3 separate regions of the Homo sapiens genome follow, and all the other regions are linked to region 2. A link is a loop called in an ENCODE intact Hi-C map of the cell type or tissue named here. Cell type or tissue: Caco-2. All regions are shown on one strand.

What was found. Peaks named below come from ENCODE experiments on the same cell type or tissue, not always from the same donor. Only the 100,000 strongest peaks of a DNase experiment are listed, where the experiment ranks them.
Region 1: a loop joins it to region 2, with 11 times the contacts of the local background. A loop is called at or near these places in 1 of 110 quality-filtered maps.
Region 3: a loop joins it to region 2, with 2.2 times the contacts of the local background. A loop is called at or near these places in 1 of 110 quality-filtered maps.

Annotation. Positions count from the first base shown.
Region 1 is chr3:65,015,150-65,023,149 of GRCh38, forward strand. No RefSeq gene overlaps it. Among named protein-coding and RNA genes, the nearest start is that of LINC02040, 160 kb to the right of the region's middle. In Caco-2, no CTCF peak of the experiment used is centred here; DNase peaks (open chromatin) are centred at 3,842 and 4,452.
Region 2 is chr3:64,942,009-64,950,008 of GRCh38, forward strand. All of the region lies in intron 4 of ADAMTS9-AS2 (ADAMTS9 antisense RNA 2), which reads left to right. LOC105377124 (a long non-coding RNA gene) reads right to left here. Exons shown (of 3, transcript XR_007095948.1): 2 at 496-611. Among named protein-coding and RNA genes, the nearest start is that of LINC02040, 230 kb to the right of the region's middle. RefSeq lists an enhancer at 2,779-3,651. In Caco-2, no CTCF peak of the experiment used is centred here; a DNase peak (open chromatin) is centred at 3,333.
Region 3 is chr3:65,101,844-65,109,843 of GRCh38, forward strand. LOC107986017 (a long non-coding RNA gene) reads right to left here and starts at 3,953. Exons shown (of 3, transcript XR_001740438.2): 1 at 3,824-3,953; 2 at 2,603-3,183; 3 at 1,836-2,131. It overlaps LOC105377125 (a long non-coding RNA gene), which reads right to left. Exons shown (of 3, transcript XR_940925.3): 2 at 6,957-7,079; 3 at 5,709-6,182. In Caco-2, no CTCF peak of the experiment used is centred here; no DNase peak of the experiment used is centred here.

The sequences.
Region 1 (8,000 bases), 73 kb after region 2:
TGGGGTTAGGGTGGGAGGTTGCCTGGGCAGAAACAGAAGGTAATATTTTAGTGAATTGGGAATTTTATGTGTCTTGATTTTGGTGATCATTATACATATGTATGCATATATCAAAACTTAAACTGGACACTTAAAATAGATACATTGATTTTGTCTCATGTAAATTATACTTCAATAAAGTTAATAAGGTGTGCATATTTATACCCTTCTAGGGAAAAGATACTACAGACTTCCACCCGCACATCTTTCATGTCACGCATGTTTTCAATTTTTCTTTTCAGATTTGTGTTATGCTGTCTCTCCTTTCCTACTCCTAGTTTCAGCCCCACTACCACCACCATGCTTCATGACCATCTCAGACAAACAAAATTAGTGACAGTTGTCATGACAGTGAATAACCTCAGAGGTACAAAAAGAAAACTGCACAGACTGTTCCCAACTAGGTGGCAAACCTGTGAAAAGTTTGTAGCATACGAATTGAGATCTACGAATCTATCTATAATCTTCTCACATTAATGCCATGATGCTTCATTTAATTTTTGCTTACACAGATCTCTAACAACTCTATTTTTTTCTTCTGAATAAAAACTAAGAATGTTATCCCAAGTCTGTGCATCCGAATGTCATGGGTGCATGGGTGAAGGAAGGCAGAAAGAAACTTGGAATAAGATTGAACAGCTGTAGTCATGCTTTCATTATTTGAAAGCTTTTTGGACCAAAGATAATACACTGTGGGATTTGTTGCCAAAAACGTCAGATTTTTGGTTCCAGCTCATGGTCCAGAAGCTGAAAGTGTGTCAACTTGGTAATAGTATCCAACAATAATTCAGTTCTATAGTCTTTGTAGAATGATGGACAAAATGAATGTCAACAACATTAAGCAGCCAGAAACCAAAGGTACCTTGTGACCTAGCAGCAAGGAATAAGAGAATCTTAACAGATGTAATTTATAGCATTACTGTTGATGAAGTTAGTAACCTTTAGCAAGGAGACATAGAATCAATAGCAGCCTGGCAGTTTGCAGCTGCAGAAATTTATGTGGGAATTGACCAGGAAGTAAGGTGCAAGAGGAGTTGGCAGAATATTTAAACCAGATGAAAAAATTTTAGGTTAATTATAAAGTGTCCAAAATGTGGAATTAGAATGATTTCTTCAATTTCCTACAAAATGGACCAATGTTTATGAAAGCATCCCAAATGTAAAGAATTATACATTGATAAATGTACAGAAAGAACATTTCGGTGTTTAAACTGTGGCATTGAAAGTGCCAAATGAGAAAATACATTTCAGAAATTCAGTGCATGCACTTACATTTATCAGTGCACCCTCTCTTTCTCTGCTTAGATTTTATGGTGTTATTATTGAGATTCATATAATACAGCCTATTCAATTGGACAATTGGAATATTGTTATACACAGTTAATCAACAGACTCTGTATAAGTGATAAGGCCTCAGAGAAGAAGAATATTAGAGCTCAACTCCAGCACGATGAGTCGTTAACACCCTTGGGAATGTATAGCTGTTAAACAAAACAAGGAGACCATATTGCCCTGTGAATTCAAAGGGATCTAATGGGAATTTCAGAGTAAATTTATTTTAAGGTATGTAGGAAGCCTAATCATTTAAAGTGCTTTTTCTATTCCGAAGCAACTCATCCCACCACATCTTTTCATTTAGTACTGATCAGTTTCCTTAAAAGATTAGAAGGTGAAATGATGCACTCCAAAAAGAGTGATCCTTCTTAATATTTTGCATTTAAAACTCCTTTCACAGCCTCCTACGAATCTGTATTAGCTCTCCTGTCACAACTTAATGTATATCTTTTGGCCTCAGAAAATTTGGGGGTGTTTAGGATGTTTGTTTTACACTAGTAAAACCTATCTAAAAACAAGCAAAGTGCTCACCAAAAATAGAAGGTACCATCAAAGTGACAAAACAATCAGGTAATTGTGGGCAACTTAGATGCTCAAGTCAGCAGGAGACAGGTTTATATCCTCAAACCTCGTATACTGCTGTTCAAAATATTCATTTAAAAAGTGATGGTAAATAAATCCAACTTTTTATAACTTTTTGCTGTTTACTCCCTCACGAGTGTGTCAACTTGAAGTCAGTGATTAATTTTGGAGTCAAGGTCCAAATGCAATTGCACCTGCCTGTAGAAATAACAGTAATATTTCATAGAAGTCTTTCTCACTTTTCACTGTCATATTTAGAAACCCCAAATAGAACATTGCATTAAAACTAAGTGAAACTGCAAATGACTTTTATGAAAGAGGATAACATTTTTAGCAGTGACTTTTTTGACTTGGGAAGACTGGGAGTTTGAATACTGTGCTGTGTACACTAGCTCTTTCCATGACACCAACTCTTGTTAGCTGCCTACATTTGTCCCAGTAATAATAGCAACCACAACTACAACTAACGTTTATTTGTTGTTGTCAATGTTGGCATGGATATGGAGAAAAGGTTACACATATACATTGCTGGTGGGAATGTAAATTAGTTCAACCTCTATGGAAAACAGTATGGAGATTTCTCAAAGAACTAAAAATAGAACTACTATTTGATGCAGCAATCCCACTACTGGGTATCTACCCAAAGGTAAAGAAATTATTATATCAAAAAGACACCTGAACTTGTATGTTCATCACAGCATTACTTATAATAGCAAACAACCTATGTGTTCATCAATGGTTGACTAGATAAAGAAAATAGGGTATGTGTGTATGTATGTGTGCGTGTATATATATATATGTACATACATACACACATACCCTATTTTATATGATATAAATATATATAAAATAGAATACTATGCAACCATAAAAAAGAATGAAATCCTGCTCTTTGTAGCAACATAGATGGTGCTGGAGGCCATTATCCTAACTGAACTAACTCAGAAACAGAAAACCAAATACCGCATGTTCTCACTTATAAATAGGAGCTAAACAATGAGTACCTATGGACATAAAGATGGAAATAATAAACACTGGGGACTCAAAAAGTGAGGAAGGTTAGGGGTGAGGGTTGAAAAAATACCTACCTGGTACAATATTCGCTATTTGGGTAATGGATACACTAGAAGCCCAATCCCCACCAATATGCAATATACTCATGTAACAAACAAGCACATGTACCGCCTGCATCCAAAATGTAAAAAAAAAAAACAAACAAAAGAATAAAATTGACTGTTGTCTCTGTTCAAATCACTATTCTAAGTCCTTTCCGTATAACCCACTGACTTCTCTGAATAATCCTACTCATTAGTTATTTCCATTTCTATTTTGCAGTTGAAGAAACCGAAGCACAAAGAATAACTTGTCCAAGATCACAGAGTTTAGGAAGTAAGGAAGCAGGGCTTTGAGCTTTGCATCAAGTGATGACCCATAAATGCAAATGGAATACAACAGGAGTGGGTCCCTAAAGTCCCACCCAGAGAATGCCCTTCTGCCAAAAAATTTCGGATTGAAACAGCAAAAACACCTAAGCAACTGATAGTCAGGTATGGTATTTTTCGATGTCCAACTATAGAACTGAAAAGATCTTTTCTATGGTTAGTCTACACGAATTTCTGTTAAAGAAGGAACAAATGCCAAACGTAGGGCAGGGTACTGTTTGACAGTAAAGAAGGAAATTTTAGAATTGCTTTCTGGTGGTATCACTTATTGCTTATTGTTCTCCACCAAAAAGCAACTTTTAAAAATCAGCAATGATTGAAGACTGTGGCTTGCTAAAGAGGACAGATTTTTCTGGTCTATTATTCTGGAGTGGGGGCAGAGTGGATGTTTGCTTAGCAGGCAGAGAGCTCAGTACTTTACATGTGGCATGGCATGGTAGATAAGGTTAGGAATTATGTCCTTTTTTTGTTTGTTTTTTAAGATTTGGAACCTAGGCTCAAAATGTGCTAAAGGTCACATAGCTGCTAGGTGCTAAAGTGATGATTCAAATCCCTGGTTTATCTGACTACAACAGCTCTTGCTCCTTCCATGATCCTACCATTGCAATCCCACCATAGAAATCCTAAATACAAATAAGGACAGATATCATTGTCCAAAATGAGTTTCCATTGTCGGTTTATCTGTTGAGATCGACATTTTGGCTTTGAAAAAGAAAATTACTGGTTAGTGTTTCACCCTATTTCAACCTCTCTTTCAGCTTCCACATGAGATGATTCCCTTAAAATTTTAATGCTTTCAAACGAACGAAATCTAGAGATATTAGCTACATTTTCCAAACAAACAAGGGGTAGGAAGGGTGGGAAAATAACCTAACCTTGTTCTTGAGATCAGAAATGCTTAAAAGCATGTGTTAAAAGCCCGAGGGAGAAATATTCAGTATTTTTCACGAGTTCAGCTCAGGCTCCATCGCCTAATCATTTTCTTATCGCCAAATATTACATATTTACACAGGTGGTTCTCTGATTTAATTGTTTGAAAGCAGTCACTGGAAGCAAAGCTATGTGACTCAGCTTTGGTGATGTACTCCAGCTGGAGTCTGACAGGTAAATAATTACCACTAATCAAAGCCTAGATGAATTCAGGTTCTTCAAAGTCAGATGGGTGAGAAGGGGACAGGGATTATTAATGAACTGTTAGGAATATCGGGAGAAATAAGAGCAGGACAGTCTAGTCTCAGATGAAAACAACAAAGAGAACAATTAACATCAGTAAGACCTCGGGTGCCATGTGTATTACAGCACAAAGATCTTTGGCTGGGCTCCGTTATTCCCCATTCAGGCATAATTAGTTTGGGTCTCTTAGGAGCCTCTCTGGGTCTACGAAACTCAGTTGGATGATGAGCTAGGTCCTTCTCGGTTCTCACAGGGTATAATTGCATGATTTCCTTAAGCAGAATTCAGATTTCTTGACATCAAGAGGGAAAATCTCTTTCTCTTGCTTCTGCATGAGTAAATATTGTTTAAAATAAAAATTAAGAATGAACACATTTGCTCCTTAAAAGCAAATCATATGAGATGAGTGCATATTAAGTGAACAAACTTAGATGGGAGGGGGGACTAACCATCCCTAGGGGGCCCACAGATTTCAATAGAAATTTCCATGGAGTTATTATGAAGGATAACTTCCCTGAGGCTTTAGCCCCTGCATGATGGATTCAAGAGCTTTACTTAAAAGTCAGCCTGTACTGGCTTGTAGAAAGCTTTCAGCCTCTTTTTGCAAGTCATTTTTCAGCTTCCTGGTAATGAACAAAACAGGTCTGATAATTTTCAATAATAATCTCAGGAAATGTGTGGTGTAGGACTGCAGCTTTCAAGCAGTTGACACAGAAATCTAGTTCAGTCAGTGTGGAGAGTGGTGCCTGAAGACGCCTTCTGTGTTTTGGGATCAGCCAGGAGCGCTGTATCAGCCACAACAAGGATATATTTTGACTGGTTTTCATCAGTTTGACTTGAGTGGGTTTTTTTTTCTTTTTCTTTTTTTTTCTGCCTCTTGTAAAAGCATTTGGCTCTGAAGCAGAAAAAGAGTTTTTTAGTTGTAATTCAAAGTACTCTTATTGTCTCATAAAATGTGAGCTGGAAGATTTACCTTATGGTTTGGCTGCTGGCTGGAAGTAAGAAGTAAGCAAGAGTCCAGTGCATCAGGGGAAAATATTAAATGACCCCTTAAGATTCTCTTTAGCCTGAAATTATGGTCCGTACCCTTTTCACCCTGAGCAGAATTCCCAACAGGCCCTTGAATGAGGAGATCTGGGAGAAACATGCCTTCTTTGGTCAGAATGAGCACCCCAAATATAATAATCCAAAAGAAAAATAGCAACATCTTAAGGAAATGGTTTTGAATGAGATCTTCCAAGACACAATAGTATGTGCTGACTCAGGGAAACAAGGCGACATGCTGAAAACATTTGCAGGCCTGGAAAATAACTGGTTTAATAATTCAAGATGCTTTTAAGTTACACAAAACTACAAAAAAACAAATAAACCTCCATTCCCAAAGTGATGTTATATGTGAGCCACTCGTGAAATGAAAGAAACAGAGCTTAAAGTCTGATGCAAATTCAGCTTTGTGAAACTCTTAAACAACTGACAAAGAAATTTACCACCCCACACCACATCCCAAATGGACTAATGGAAATATTCTTTTCATGACTTCAAAATATTTAGATGAAAAGTGAAATATTTAGTCAATACCCTAGATGTATTTTCATCTGGGTATCATGCATCTGAGTGTTTCCAAGGGGATTTTCCAAGTGTTCCTAGGATATACATCAGGGTGTCTCAACCCTGGCACTAGTAGCACTAGTAATGCTTTGGACTGGATAATTCTTTGTTGAGGGAGTTGTCTCCTGCAAGGTGGGATATTTAGCAGCATTTTTAGTTTCTACTCATGAGACACCAGTAGCACTCCCCAAGTTGTGACAACCAAAAATGTCTCCAGATATTGCTAAATGCAAAATTGCCAGGAGCTAAGAATATACTTCATTTTTACTCATTAAATCCCAAATGCATCCTATGAAATACTGTTTCTGTTATGATCCTATTTGTTCCAACTTTATAAATAACTAAATGTGGCTTAGAATGCATTAAGTGACCTGTTTGATTTCACAGTCTACTAAAGACAGGACTTCAACAGAGCCTACACTCTTTGTCCTAACACTGTAGGCACACACAATTTGACTTAAACAATACTGTAGATGCTCTATGGTCTAAGAGTTCCAAACATACAGAAATAAACACTTTCTTCAAAGAATCACAGAATGACTCTATTCAAATGTCTTCTCAGTTCAAAGATGTACATTGGAAGTCAGGAAGGACCACACAGTTGTCCATGCCTGGATGTGGGTAGCTGAGCCATATGTAATTGCTTCAATTTGCTGCTTATTACTTGTACATTCTTTCAGTTACCTGAGTGGATAGCTAAGTCTAAAGAGCCCATCAGATCCATCATAAAGCAGATGGTGTAAACACTAGTTGACAGTAAACATATTGTGACAATGGAAAGGGAAGAGAATTTGTGAGATAAACATGCCTAAGGTTTTCTGTTTACTAGCCCTGGAAATTTTTGAAAATTAACTTATTTTAGCTTCTCATTCCTTTATCTGAAAAAGAATAATTGTAGCTATCTTACAAGGTTGTTGTAAGAAGCTAGTACATGCAAAGCCCATGATATAGAACTTGGTATGTAATAGGCACTTGATATATGGCAGCCATTATTGTGATTCATTTAATGGCTATGAGACACAACAGGAGATCCCTCTATTTTCATGAGATGATTGGTGGAGGAGAGGAACCTGATAATGTTTACTGAGCTTTTACTACATGCCAAGCAAGCACTGTACCAAGTGCTTTACATGAATTATTGGATTTCATTCATGAAGTTGATTCCTTGCTGATTATATTAAGCACTCTTTCTTTTGGTTTGTTTACTTATCTACTATCTGTCTTACTTACTTACAGGAGGGCAAGGAGCATGTCTGTTTTATTCTCTGCTATATACCAGTGCCTTATACCTCAATCAATGTTTGCTGAATTAATAAATTAATGAATCTGTGAAAGAAAGGATGAGCCCTCTAGAAATGATCTTTGACTCTCTTCTATCAAGTGCTCTTGATTCTTTCACAAGCAGCATTTCTGGGATGCATTCATTTCTTTATCATTCCTACAGCCATAGGCCTGCTCCTGACTGTCACGGCCTTAAGTCTGGACTGTGGCAGCCACATCGTAATTCTTATGTGGTTCTAGCTTCTTCTCACTCCCAGCCAAGCTCCTCACTGCTGCCAGGGTAATATTCCTCCCACACCCTCATCAAGAAGCCTCGCATGGATCATTGTCATGGACTAGGTCCAGACAAGCATCTTCCACTCAGAACCAAAACCTTTCATGATGGACCCCAGCTTTCCCTAACCCACCTCACCTTCTACCATTTACCAATCCCGCCATTTATTTGGTGTATAGTTTATTAGCTGCCTCTCAGTACAAGGTACTGTGTCCTAGGTACACTTCAATCAAACATGCTTCCTGTCCTATAGAGCATAAAATATA
Region 2 (8,000 bases):
CCCAAGATGATGGATCAATTATTGTGCCATCAGACATAATAAAACTTAAGTACCCCTCCTCTATCCCATTCCATACATACATTTTTTTCTTCCCCACAAGGCAGCCAGAGTAGTCTTTCTAAAACCCAAATCTGATTATGCCACCTTCTGCTCAAAACCTTGCAATGGGTTCTCAGTGTCCTTTGCTTTGAAGACCCTGCATATGGGACCTACATTTACCTCTCCAATCTCTTCTCTCCGCATCCCCTCTCTCCTGTCATGTTTCAGCCATAGTTACTTTCTTTCAGTTCTTTAAACATGTCATTTTCACTCACCTGTCTGGCCTCTGCCGAATATACCTCTTAACTTCCAGCCTCTGCACTCCAAGAAAAGGGGAGTCCTTTCTCTTACCTAGAACCTCCATGAGGGCAGAGATCATGCCTATTAGTTTATCAATCTGTTCTTAGTACCTAGCATGGTGCACAGTGGTACTCAACCATGGGTAAAAGAACGTACCTTACAGAAGATGCTGGCAGAAGGTCCATAGACAAAGGGGCTATGGGACTTGATGAGTTCAGGATTTGCTTCCCAACATCCGCCTCCTGGACTCTGCCTTCTCCTGGGATGCCCTCCTAAAAGCAGAGAGGTAACATCATACGTTTAAGGCACTGTGTTTTTAGGGTGGCCAAATGCATGAAGAATTTATATCAAGTGCTTTCTTTCATATTGGAGGTTCCTGACATGTGTTTTCAAATGAATGAATGACTTACGAGACCCAAGTACAAAGAACACCTGTCAGTCTTAAAAACAACATCAGCTAGCATTTGTTAAATACTTTTGGTACGTCAAGCGTGGTGCTAGGTGTTTTACATGTAGTAATTTCTCATCTAATGTTTACAACAACACTATGGTTAGGTATCCTTATTCCTATTTCCCAAATGAGGAAAATGACACACAGGAGGGCACAGTGATTTGTCCACAGACATACATATTGTAAGTAAACTGAATTTGGACAAAATGATAATGACTGCAATGGTTTATTAAGCCTTTATTATGTGCCAGGCCTTTTACCAGTACTTGATTTGGGTTATCTTACTTAATCCTTCTAGAAACCTATTAAAATTGGGAACAGAGTTATTCTTGAATTAGAAATGAAGAAACTAAGGTTTAGAGAGTTTAAGAATATTGCCTCTGATGGCACAGCTAGCAAAAGGAAGTGCTGAGATTGATTTTTTTCTCAGAACATACTTTATTATAGTGATATTTTAAAGAAGAATTTAATTTCCAAGTATGAAATATTTCAAGGAGTATGTTAAAACTATAAGCTGACAACAGTGGCCAAGGTTAGCCCTCTCTCTTTCTCCCCAAGAAGAAAAGGCTGGTATAAATATTTAGGAGGCTTGAAATCATGACTTAAAGAAAAAAAATGAAATATCTTAGTGAATTTTTGGTCTAGTCGATAGTGAAATCAAGATTAATTTAAAGCCAACGACTAATATACTACTCACTTGCATTTTATTCAAGAAAAGAAAATATGTCCATCTATAAGAATACAGAAATGTTTTTATTTCCTGTTGTCTTGAAAACAGTTACTAAAATGTAATTCAAGATACTGCTGGGCTTCTCATTTGTATCATGAAGGTGACAGCACAGACAGTAACAATTCATAACATCATGGCTTTCCAGGGTGGGCACGCACCCGCTATGCTCCTTATGCTATTGCCACTGTCCTAACTGAACAGTAGCATATCTCCCTCCCTTACCCAGAGCTGGGATTTGAACCCAGGCCTGTTTGGTGCCCAAGACTATGCTATTATCATTAACGAACCACTTCTCACACGGTCCTTTATTTCACCTACCCAGGCCACTGTACTAACCACAAAGCATAGACAAAATGTGTTTCTCAATTGCCATGATATTGGATTCTTGCTCAAAGAAAGGCCGCAGACTCTCTGGACTCTGAAAATAACCATAGCAGGCTCCTCTGAGTCCTCACAGGGTAACTGAGCAGGAAGGTTTTCCAAGTCTTCATCAGGTCCAGTGGTTTTAAAAGCAGGCCAATATTCAGAATCAGCTGGAAGTTCTCACAAGCTACATATTCCCAGGAGCCGTCACAGACCCGTGGACTCAGAAGCACAATGGCCAGGGCTTAGGAATATGTTTTAACAAGCTCCTCAAGGACTCTGATGGTCAGCCAGATAGAAGCCAACAATTCCTCCGCAAACCCCTGGTCCCAATCACAACTCCACCCCATGAGGCCCCCAAGCCTGCCACATCCCCATTTATATGACCCAAAGGAGAATGCTTCAATGCCAGCTGGTGATTGAGAAGAAGCAGGTTTGGCACCCAAAACAGCAAGAGTGATACATGTCTAATTCTACTGCTGATTTTTTTTCATTATTTAATCAAAACGTATGTTCTTTTCTGGATACCACTATAAACTCCCTTTTTGAACATTAAAGAAAAGATGACAATGATGATATCTATAACTATTTATGGGATATTTACTATATGCTTTATATACATTATTGCTAATTGCAGCAACTCTCCAAGGTACATTTTATTCTCTCCACTTTGCAGTTAGGAAACCGAGGCTCAGAGCGGTTAGTTAACTTGCCTAAACATGTCCCTCCAGCAAATGGCAGGACCAAGATTTGAATCTAGATCGTGATTCAACTCCAGAGCCCACATTTCCTCGACTGTCCACTAGCTGTGTCATCTGGGGCAAGTGACTTTTCAATGCCTTAATTTCTCCATCTGTGCAAAGAAGGAAACAAAAGAACCTCACTCATAGGATCGTCATTTAGATTAAATGAAATAATTCATGTCAGACAATTAGCACAGTAATATTAAATATTATATTAGTTGTTTTTTATACCTGGGCTTCCCAAATATGTCTTGGAAAACACTTGAGCCCTCTAAATAAAAAGGTTGCAAATTATTTCAGCATGTGTGCAAATTCCGACTTACTCTCAGTGACTCTCAATGCTTATTAGCATATTAAAGACCCAGAGAAATTCCACAGTGAAGAATCCAGTTTACCCCAAGCTGGAAGATATAATTTTTTAAACAAATCTCTTTATTTTCGCTTAACATTTTGGTCCTACCCAAGAAGGAAAGGGGCCTTTTACGCCCAATTTGGAATGGAATTACTTTGATAATCTCACCCTTCGCTCGTGCTTGGAAAAGGCCCTACTAGAAGAACATACCATTAAGTACTTGCTTTGATACTGGCTGTTAATCCCATGGCCCAGCTTGACATTGTCTCTTAGCAACGTCCTGTCCTTTTCCCCTTTTCATTCTTGTGCCTCTAACAACACTTCCTCTCCTCTGATTTCTCTTTGGCCTCCGGCTTTCAAGGCCCCTTAAGCCTCCTGTACACAGAGAGAAGCAGGAGCTGAAGGCCCCATGCACATATTTATGTTAATAGCACTGAGGGGAGGAACAGGCTGTTCTGGGGACTGCTTTCCAACTGTCACATAAATCAGTCAGAAAAAAAAGGTTACTACTTTCACAAAGACACTGCCAGCGTGGAGCAGCAGGTCTTGGCAATGCATTGCTCCCCCATTCCCCACCCCCTAAGCTGAGCTTCCGTCATGTCTCCCTCATTCTCGATTCTCCAGGCAGGAGGGGATGAAGGATTTTGTAGACGCAGAGGATTTCCAAGTCAGAGGGGACCTCTGAGATCATCTAGTGCTAAATCAAATGGAAACTTCTAGTAAATATCTCTGCCTGGGTCCTTTCCCCAGAGATTCTGGAGCAGTTATTTGCAGTTATTTGGAAGTGGGGCACAGGAATTTTTTTTTTTAAGCTTTCCAGTTGATTCTAACGTACAGTAAGGACTGGGAAGTACTGACGGACTCATATTCTTGTGGAGAGACTGAGGACCAGAGAATGTGAAACTTCCTTTAGATCACACAGACCGTTAGTGATAGGGTGGAGCCTTCATTCCCAGTGGTGTTTTCTTGCAAAATATTATGCTGCCACTAAGTCCTGGGGTAGAGACGCAGAAAGACCTAGACAGTGGTATTATTAGAGTTTTGCATCCCAATCACTTGGGAAGCTCTTTTAAATATGCCTTCACTTTCCTTATTTCCCTGGACCTACTGAGTCAGAATCTCTCTTTTTAAATACAGACAAGATCTCACTGTGTTGCCCAGGCTGGAGTGCAGTGGCATGCCCATAGCTCACTGCAGCCTCCAACTCCTGAGCTCAAGTAATCTTCCTGTCCCCTCTTCCTGAGTAGCTGGGATTACAGGTGTGTGCCACCAAGGCCTGCTATTTAAAAAAAAAAAAAAATTGTAGAGATAGGGTCTTGCTATGTTGCCCAGGCTGGTCTCAAACCCCTAGCCTCAAGTGATCCTCCCCCTTCAGCCTCTCAAAGTACTGGGATTATAGGCAAGAGCCACTACCCTCGACCTGAATCAGAATCTCTTGAAGGAACCCTAGCATGCAGATTTTGCAGAAATCGTTGGTGTTAAATTTGACACATACTAACCTGATAGAAAGAACCACAGATTTGAATTAGAAAAACCAGCCTCCAAATTTGAAATCCATCAAATGCTAACTGTGGTTTTATGAACAAGTAATATGACTTCTCTAACCTTCAGTTTCTTTATCTGCAAAATGGGACTACACAGCTAACCCTCTTCACCCTTCAATTTTATAATTAAAATGTTATTTCTTCTAAAAAGGCTTGACTGAGCTTTCAGACCAGTCGAGCCACCCACCCTCCCAGGATACATTTTCAGAGAACACCTCATATACTCCTGCTTTGTGACAGTGATCACAATTCATTGATTAAGTAGTATGAGGCTTAATACAGGTTCTTTAATGAATACATATCTAATTATGATTAAAGAGTTGTGCAACGGATTACTTGCTTTCTGTCTCCACTACTAAAGCTCAATAAGATAGGAAGTTGGGCTGTCCTGTTCATTGCAGTATCCACAGCACCTGGTGTGAAGCCGGCACTCCATAAATATTGGTTGAACAAATGGCTGAACAAATGACCAATATATGTAAAGCACCTGGCATGTAGTAAGTATGCAACACATGTTGCCTGTTATAATTATTTTCAGGCCAGGTGCTGTGGCTGATGCCTGTAATCCCAGCCACTCTGGAGGCTAAGGTGGGAGGATCACTTGAGGCCAGAAGTTCAATACCAGCCTTGCCAACAGAGAAAGACTCCATCTCTAGAAAATAAAAAATAATAAAACTAGCCAGGCTTTGGTGGTGCATGCCTGTAGCCCCAACTACTCAGGAGGCTGAGGTGGGAGGATCGCTTAAGCCCAGGAGTTTGAGGATGCAGTGAACTATGATCATGCCAGTGCACTCTAGCCTGGGTAACACAGTGAGACCCTGTCTCTAATTTATTAATTAATCTTCAGAGAGGCCGGGTGTTTTACCCAAAGACACACAACAGAGCTGAAATTTGAACTTAGTCTACAGCACTTGTTTGTAATTCATTGTGTTTTTCTGCCTTAAAGTTTTTATATTAGGGGGCAGGATCTAGGAAGAAATTGCAGGCTCTCTCTGTCTCTGTCAGCTAGAATGAACTTGAGACCTGTCTGGCTCTTGCACACCCTCAGTCTCCACTGATGTAGTCCATGCACACACACACACACACATACATTTGCAGACTAAGATGGTTGTTGGCCTTGTTCTACTCTTGAGAAAATTTTGGTTGATAAACTCCTTGAAGGCAGTCACCATGGTGTTGGCTTCCACTGCAAGATAGAGCCATAGGAGTCCTATGATTTGCTGATGATAAACTTCTGAGCAGTAACACTGTCTGGATCCCAGCACTAGTCAATCATGATGGGGCCAAATATCTGTGATAATCTCTGGATTTCCTCATTGGCCATCATGCTGTCTGTGATTCTCAGGAAATGGGTGACTGGAGGGGCGCAGAAGGGAGGTGGAATTCACATTATTGGCTGCTTAACACACATTGGGGAAGGGAGTTCAGAATAAGACTAGGGGTGAATGTTTCTGGGAATGACTGGATGAGTGCTTGTGTGTCTACACTAGCATGAAAATCAAGAAATATGAAAGTTTTCATTTTAATAGCTTTCATTTAGTTAGCAGTTATTAGGCCCCAGATGCTATTTCTAGTGCTTTACAGACATTATCTCATTTAGTTCTCTGGGCTCCAAGGGATTGAAATCATGGTGATCAGTATCATCAGGGGAGAAAAGTGAGGTGAAGAGTAATATGCCAAATGTTACAAACATCTGTATGAGGCAAGACCGCATTGGAACCAGGTTTAATCAAAGATTTCAGAGCCTTCCTTAGCACATTCAAGTGGTATTTATTGGGCACCTTGTATGTACCATGTTTTGTTTTTTGGTTTTTTTTCCTTATTGCAAGGAATATATTACAAAGACGCATGTTCTTGTGGGACTTAGATTCTGTCAGGAGACAGGCCAAATCTAAGTTCTGTGATCTGTTAGAAAGTGATAGTGCTAGGTCAGGCACAGTGGCTCACGCCTGTAATCCCAGCACTTTGGGAGGCCGAGGCGGGCGGATCACCTGAGGTTGGGAGTTCGAGACCAGCCTGACCAACATGGAGAAACCCCGTCTCTACTAAAAATACAAAATTAGCCAGGCGTAGTGGCACATGCTTGTAATCCCAGCTACTTGGGAGGCTGAGGCAGGATAATTGCTTGAACCCAAGAGGTGGAGGTTGCAGTGAGCCGAGATGGCACCATTGCACTCCAGCCTGGGCAACAAGAGCAAAACTCTGTCTCAAAAAAAAAAAGAAAAAAAAAAAAGAGAGAGAGATAGTGCTATAGGGAAAAAAAAAGGGCAGTGCAAAAAGGATGGGGAGTGGGTGGGAGACTGTGGACATGGCATCTGTGATGCAAGTTTCCAATTCAAACAAAGTGGTCTGAACAGGCCTTGATGATAAAGTCACATTTGCAGAAAGAAGGGAAGACTTGTAAGAGGTCTTTATGCTATGCTATGCCATGCCACGTTCGGGCTGCCTCCTTAAAATGATTGGATGGATGAGTGAGTGAATAAAACTACTATTGATTAAGCACCTACTATGTCTCAGGGGCTGTGCTAAGCACTTTATCCATAATTTCTAATTGAACCCTATAAGAATAAAGTAATCTTCATTTTTCAGATAAGGAAATTGAGACTCAGCAAGAATAAAAAAGATTGTCCAAGTTGGGCACAGTGGCTCATGCCTGTAATCCAGGCACTTTGGGAGGCTAAGGCAGGGGTATAATTTGAAGCCAGGAGTTTGAGACCAGCCTGGGTAACATAGCAAGACCCCATCTCTACAAAAAATTAAAATATTGGCCAAACATGCTGGCACGCACCTATAGTCCCAGCTATCCTGGAGGCCAAGGCAGGGCAATTGCTTGAGCCTAGCAGTTTGAGGTTGTGGTGAGCTATGACTGTGCCACTGCACCCAAGACTGGGTGACAGAGGGAGACTGTGTGTCTATAAAAATAATTTTTTAAAAAACTGAGATTGTTCAATATCAGTTAGTAAGTGATGGGACCAGGATTTAAACTCCATTCCTCCAGCTCCTTAGCCCCTGCCCTTTTGATGACCACAAAGCTTCCATTCTTTCTTGGACTGACAAAGAGTATGGGGAGGCTGAGGGCTGCTGAGTGGAGATGCACAGCCCCCAAGCCAACCCCAAAGGTATAGATTATGTTCCTTTCACCCTTGCACAAAGCCAGCCAGCCCTGACTTGAAGAAGTCACCCTGCATCACTCCCTGAGACAAGGATGCTGAGTCTCGGTGCTCACACCTGTAGGCGGCCTGGTTGACCTGCTCAGTTTTCCCTGTGATGCATTCTGTCTTACACATCCTAAATTTTCTTTTACATGGCTTTGACATTTCTTTCTTTAGTGGTGATAGCAGACAGATGTGAAGATGCAGTTCCTAAGAGCTATACCATTCCAAATGTCAGAAAAATGCAAGGTTTCTGGAAGTTCATTGCCCTCAGCTCCCTAAGAGCGTTGCTCTTTCACCAAGGAATGGTGGAACCCCAGGTGCTA
Region 3 (8,000 bases), 160 kb after region 2:
CCACAAATAAAGATGTCAGGAGTTAATGTAGACTCCAGAACTAGGCAAGAACCCATAATCAGGTGGTGCCTGATCAGTCTCATGATGCGCTTTCTCCCCTGTGGAAGGCTATAGAACATGAAAAAAGGAGAACCATGGTTCTTTTTTAATTTGGGATTTGGAGCAAGAAATTAAGTGCTGGTAGTTTGGAGTTTTTCACAAATCAAATGGATGTTTTAGAAAAAGCTCTTACTCAACACTCAACTCCCCTAATATAATTGATGACTTTTTTCCTCAGCTGTCTGATTTTAAACGTATGTTACCATCTGGATGAATCTTTTCTCTAAAGCCTTATTAAGGGCACATATCGGGGATGGGGAATAAAACAAGGGCAGTGATCTATACAAGTCATCAATGATCTGAAAAGTCTTCAATTCAGTCCTAGAAAAAGGGCATAATATGGTGGAGAATGAAGAATATAGGGCCAAAATCTAAGTCATATTCATGTGTGTGTGTGTGTGTGTGTGTGTGTGTGTATGTGTATGTGTGTGTGTATTCATTAATCCAGTATACATTTGATGTGGTTTGGCTCTGTGTCCCCACCCAAATCTCATCTCGAATTGTAATCCCCAGGTGTCAGGGAAGGGACCTGATGGGAGGAGCTTGGATGGTGAGGGCAGTTCCCCCATGCTGTTCTCATGATAGTGACGGAGTTCTCACGAGAGCTGATGGTTTTTTTTGAGACGGAGTCTCGCTCTGTCACCCAGGCTGGAGTGCAGTGGCACGATCTCGGCTCACTGCAAGCTCCGCCTCCCGGGTTCACGCCATTCTCCTGCCTCAGCCTCCCGCGTAGCTGGGACTACAGGCGCCCGCCACCATGCCCGGCTAATTTTTTGTATTTTTTAGTAGAGACGGGGTTTCACTGTGTTAGACAGGACAGTCTCAATCTCCTGACCTCGTGATCCGCCCACCTCGGCCTCCCAAAGTGCTGAGATTACAGGCGTGAGCCACCGCGCCCGGCGAGCTGATGGTTTTTAAAGTGGCAGTTTCCCCTGTGCTCTCTCTCTCCTGCCACCTTGTGAAGAAGGTGCCTGCTTCTCCTTTGCCTTCCAAGATGATTGTAAGTTTCCTGAGGCTTCCCCAGCCATGCATAACTGTGAGTCAATTAAACCTCTTTTGTTTATAAATTACCCAGTCTCAGGTAGTATCTTTATAGCAGTGTGAACATGAACTAACATTAACATTATTGAATTCCTACCATGTGACAGGTACTATACTAGGTAAACAATGGTAAGGAAGATAGACACAGTTTCTTCTTAATAGACTTCAGAGTCTAAGAAGAAAATGAGGATACAATTAGATATGCAAATAACTATATTAAATAGAATATGCTATGAGAAAAATAACTAATCGAATATTTAAGACGAAGACTCAGAGGAGAGATTTTTGATGAAAATGTGGGAGGAACCAACACAGGTTATTTTATTAAGGCTGTGATGAGTAGACAGGTGATCTAAGATGAAAGAATAAATATAAGACACAAAGAACTAGAGTCTCTATTGTGGAACCTTGTGATTATGTGAGTTAATACTTAATAAGCTCCTATATATCTCTCTCTATATATTCATATATATATACGTATATATGTATTTATATACATATATACGTATATATGTATTTATATACATATATACATATACATATATGTATTTTATATGTACATGTATGTATATATGTATATATACACAAGATTTTTGATGAAAATTTGGGAGGATATATATATATATACACACACATACATATATTTATATATCTTATTAGTTCTGTCCCTCTAGAGAACCTTAATATACCTGGGAACCTGACCAAGTCAAGGGAAAAGAACCTAAAGACACTTACATTGAGAGTTCATCCAAAAATGACCTACCCAGATGCCGTGAAGTAAACCTCAAAGTTGACAAGCCGTACCTACACACTCAGTTCATCCAATCAGGGCATTTTCCCTCTTTTAATCAGGAACACATGACCAAGACACTGGGAGGAATGACTTACATAGAAGATGGAGATCATTAAAATACAGTCACGTGTCTCAATGACAGGACTACATTCTGTCAGTAGGTGATTCCATCATTGTGCAAACATCATATCATGTATGCTGTGAGAAAAATAAATAATTGACTATATGAGATTATGAATATGCCATGAGAAAAATAAGTAACTGAATATATAAGACTAAAACTCAGAGGAGAGATTTTTGATGAAAATTTGAGAGGAACCACTACAGGTATTTTCTCAAGGCTATGATGACTAGATTGGCGATCTAGGATGAGAGAATAAATATACAAGCACAAAGAACCAGAGAACACTATGATTGAGTGTGGCTCAATCAAACCTGAGTGATATAGCCTACTACATACCTAGGCTATATAGTATATAGGCTATTGCTCCTAGGCTACAAATCTGTACCTCATGTTACTTTGCTGAACACTGTAGGCAATTGTAACACAATGGAAAGTATCTAACACATGTGCTTAGATGTGTATCTAAACACATCTAAACATAGAACAGATACTGTAAAAATACAGTATAAAAGATAAAAAATGGTTGACCTGCATTAGGCACTTACCATGAATGGAGCTTGCAGGACTGGAAGTTGCTCCGGGTGAGTCAGTGAATGAGTGGCGAGTGAATGTGGAGGTCTAGGACATTACTGTATACCACTGTAAACTTTATGAACACTGTCTACTTACATTTATTTTAAAAATACCATAATTGTGCTATAACATTATGGTAGTTATAACATCACTAGGTAATAGGAATTTTTCAGCTCTATTATAATCATATGGGCCCACCATCATACATGTGGTGCATCGTGACCGAAATGTCTTTATGCAGTGCATGGCTGTATACCTAAAGATAACCAGAAGATTCATAATCAGCATAACAGACATTGGAAATAATTTGTACATTGGTGAAGAGGATGGATTAGATTTAAAAAGCTATAGAGGAGCTGTCACCCTTACCAAGATGGGGCATAAGAATCTGGTGAGCCAGGAGCCTAATGATGCTGCCACAGTGGTGTCATTCAGTCTTGTGTAGGCGCACATTGTGGATATTCCTGCTGCCTGATGCAATTAGGTTACTGCTACCTCAGATCATAGCCACATCTGTCTCCAACTGACCCTTTCATATATGATATTGGAGAACCTGAAACAACAGAGAGCAGAGTCGGCCATTGGATTACAGAGACTTGTGAATAACCTTTGGAAGTGTGGCAGAAATTGGTTTGAGCCTTGCTCTCATGAACGTACCACTTGGCAGAAAAGTTTATACACAGGGAAGGGAACATCTAGCTTGCACCCAGCTCTCATTATTAGGGGCTAACCATGTTTGCTGAAAGACCTTGACACATGTGAACAAATAAACGGGTTTAGGTCTATTTGCAACACTTGTCCAGCTTGCTTGCTGGATAAACCATATTTGGATTCAACTTTCCTTTTGGATATAAGCCTTTCTTGTGCTGCCCCCTGCTCAAAAAGTCCTGCCTTCTCTTGTACACCAAGCCCACTCATCTTATTGAAACCATTCAAATACTCAGATGATTCATATTGTTTCTTGACAATTCAACTGTAAGCTCCCAAATAGGAATTCTGTTGTTCAAGTTTTAGAGTAAGAACTATTATAGCAGTAAGACTTTCTCTCTCTGTCTCTCTCTCTCTCTCTCACACACACACATACACCCACGCACACACTTACAATGTACCAGGCACTGCTCTATATGTAAAATGTGAATCAACTTCTATAATTTTCACAGCAACCCTAAGGGGCAGGTACTATCAATACTCACATTTTACGGAAAGGAAACTGAATCAGAATAGTTAAGTGAGTTGTCTAAAATCACACAGCTGTCATTCAAACTGAGCCAGGTGAGCTCTAAATCCCAAAACTTTTTACCACTATTGTGAGATTTCTAACCTGCAGAACTGTAAGATAATAAAAAAAAAAAAAAGAAAAAAAAGAACGATTTTAAGTCACCTGGTTTCTCACTATTTGTAATAGCAGCAACAGAAAACTAACATAACTGTGCTACCCCCACTGCTATTCAAGACACAGGCATAATTCTTTGCATATAAGCTTTAAAAAGTAAAGGTGTTGGCCTCACGCCTGTAATCCTAGCACTTTGGGAGGCTGAGGCAGGCGGATCACTTGAGGTCAGGAGTTTGAGACCAGCCTGCCCAACATGGTGAAACCTCATCTCTACTAAAAATACAAAAATTAACTGGGTATGGTGGCAGGCACCTGTAATCCAAGCTACTGGTGAAGCTGAGGCAGGACAATTGCTTGAACCTGGGAGGCAGAGGTTGCAGTGAGCCAAGATTGTGCCACTGCACTCCAGCCTCGGTGACAGAGCAAGACTCTGTCTCAGAAAAAAAAAAAAGGAAAATTGTTAATGAATATATATTTGTTGAATTTGTTACAACTATCAAAAATGACCTAGCGATGCAGAGAAATACAAAAATTATCACGAGAATTAGCATGAGAGAAAAATTACATATTTATGAATTTCAAAGAGGTGACAAGGGCACCAATCTTAGAGACCAGAGATCTTGATCCTGGAGCAGATTTTGTCTAGAAATGCTTATGTGACATGAGCAAGACTTTTAATTTCTCTGAGACTCAGCTTCTATATTGAAGAATAAGGGAGTTGGACCGGGTCATCTTGAACTTCTTTCTGGTATAAAAAGAATGATATTTTGAGTATAGTTTTCTTTCTTCCCATTTATTTCAATCAAATAATAATGTGCCCCAATATTTCTCTGAGATAGCCACACTATATCATCATGAGCAGTGCTAATAATCAGATTCATGAAACGCACAAGGAAATACTCAAAGCTGACTTTAAAAAGCACCATCTTATATAACCCTGAGGTTTCCTCCCTCCACTTTAAATGATCCTTCTTAGCAGCTTGCCATTCATCACAGAAACCGATCACAGAAACCACAAGGGCATTGATCATATTTCTTGAGTCTATGCATTTGTATAATCTCATTGTCTTTATAGCGGGTGCAGAATAAGAACTTCTGACAACATCCGTTTCCTCTGCTGGGAAATAATAGATGTCTGTATAATACCAGTGATACTGGTCTGATGGCCAGCCAGTGGTTTACAATTTCCAGTAGAATTTGCCTTTATGTGTTATTTTTCTAACAGTACTGTTACTATAAAATATAAGGAAGAGTGTACTGGGGAGAAGGGTAGTGGTAGGGAAAGAATAAGAGACAGGAATAGAGGTCGCAGTTGAGGGAGCTGCAAGGTGCTTGGAGCTATTTGGCCTTTTGTGCACAATTGATAAAACCGTTTAAATTATGGTGGGTTGTGCTGCTCCAGCTAAAATTCAGTGGAGAGGATTTAAAAATATAAAAATTAGATGCAGAGAACTAAACAAAGCAATCAGTATGTGCAGAAGTTGGAGGTACCAGGACCAGCTTTTGTTGCAAATCTTTGGGCAGATGACATAATTTGGGCATAATATACATCTTTCACAGCCAAACAACATAACCCGTGATGAACAGAGCGTCCGGACAAAGATAAACCCTGTGAGTCACACGCAATTCTTTTCTCAGCAAACAGTGGAATTACATCCAGCTTGGTTGGTGGAAAAGACAGCCAAGGCATTTTCCTTTCTTTGAGTATCTTAATATAATGAAGGGATAACATATGAGAGGGAACATAAAGAAGGAGAAAACTTTATTAGAGAAGGAAACATTGTCAAATAACTAGACAGCAAAGAGACATAGGGTAACAGATTTCCTGAGATATATCCCCTGGGTACCAAATAAATTACAGGATTGGAAGAAAAACAAAGACCAAGATGAAATGTAATGTGGGAGTGTAAAAACTGAGAAGAAAGCTTATGAAGAGAAAGAAAAATAGAAATAGGAAAAACTGAGAAGAGAGGAAAGAAAATACAAAAAGAAGAGGAGGTAGAAGCCTGCTTTGTCCTCCTTTCATTGATGCACATCAGTAAGGGTCAGTCTTTGCACATTTGTTTCATCATTACTTCCACTTTCTCTTCTTTCTCACTTTTTCCCACTTCAGAATTGGGAAAGAAAGGAACTGCCAGAGATGCTTCCAGGCTCCCCTTTACTGCCATGCACAACTTGGATTTTCTTTGTCTTGCCAAGACAGCATAAAATGGGGTTCCCTGAAAGGAAATCAGGGTACTGTTAGGAAAGGACAATGAGGTTGAACAACCAAAACACAACAATATCCACACAGAATTGATTCTGTGAGCTAGTCTTATCTTACATTGAGCTCCAACCATTCACAGCTTAATGAAGGGGAACTGAAAAGCAAAGATGCTAAAAAATAACAACAACAAAAAGAAAAAATATATATATGCAATGTTCCAAAAAAGATGAAGCTTTCCCTAACCTCATAGAACAGAAATAGAAATAAAAGCTCAATGTAGTTTTCCTATCCTGTGAGTCTGCTTCAAGAATAAAATCGCTAGGTTAATTGAACTCTGACCTCTTAACATTTTCATTAAAAATGTAAAAATATTGTTTGATCATCTCTTGAAAACTAAAATGAGCTATACTTTCAGTCATTTTTGTAGTTGTCATATTTATGTTTTCATCTTTTATTATGCCCCCTGACTTTAAGATTTAGGTATACTAAATTTTATCCTCTATAAACAAATTGATGCTTTTCTATGACATTTCCTAAAAGACAAGTGGCTATTTTTCTTTTTCCTTTTGGCACATTCTTTGCTGCTTCTTAATTTTTTTTAATCTCCAGAAAATGTCTTTCAACTTTTTTTCTTCATGAGAATGCTCTTCAAGTCTCTCAGAACCTGTCATGTTATACTACTTTACATACAAAATTATACATAATTATTGTAAATGCATTTACAAATGACTAAATGGCAAATGTTTACAGATGCATACTTACAGACATGTATATATTCAATATTTACCTTATAAATAAATTTAGTCAGACTCTTTGTTAAGTGGATGGTTATTAACATGTCAAAATATGGTTCTGAGAGTATGACTTTATAACATCAGGATAGTTGATATGTACTGACAAGGACTGATGTCTAGAAATGTTAAGAGAAAAAAATAAGCTGCAGATCAATATATATACTATAATCCTTTGAATTTTTTAAAAATATCCTAAGTACAGATTCATGTATTAGGTTATAATTGGTTTTGCTGTGGTAACTAGCTTATTCTGAAATCTCAGTGATTAAACACAAGGAAGATATAGTTTGTTCATGGTACATATATAACACTCATATGCACAATGAGAGAAGAATGCTAATCCATATAGTCATTCAGGGACCCAGGCTTCCATCACATTGCATATGTAACATTTAGAAGATGGAGCCTCCTCAGTCTTCACAAGAAAGTAAGAAGGCTCATGGAAAACTCATTCTTACCATTATGCATCAGCCCAGCAATGACAAATATTACTTCTTCTTTGAGACAGGGTCTCGCTCTGTTGCCTAGGCTGGAGTGCAGTGGTGTAATCATTGCTCGCTGTAACCTTGAACTCCTGGGCTCAAGAAATTCTCCCACCTCAGCCTCCCAGGTAGCTAGGACTACAGATGCATGCCACCACACTCAACTAATTTAAAAAATTTTTTGGTAGAGACAGGGTCTTGCTATGTTACCCAGGCTGATTTTGACCTCCTGGCCTCAAGCAATCCTCCTGCCTCAGCTTCCCAAAGTGATGGGATTACTGGCATGAGCCACTGTGCCTGGCCTCACTTCTGTTTATAGTATATGGGCCTAAGCTAGTCTCAAGGCCAATATGAGCTGCAAGGAAACTGGAATTGGGAAGAGCACATGGATATACAGTAAATATTTCTAACAGTACACACACACATATGCGCGCGCGCACACACACACACACACACACACAGAGAGACAGAGACAGAGAGAGAGAGAGATGCAAAATGCAAATTTAAAAGCTCCAGAAAGAAAAAAAAATCTATCTAGTGAGTACCTTTGAGGAG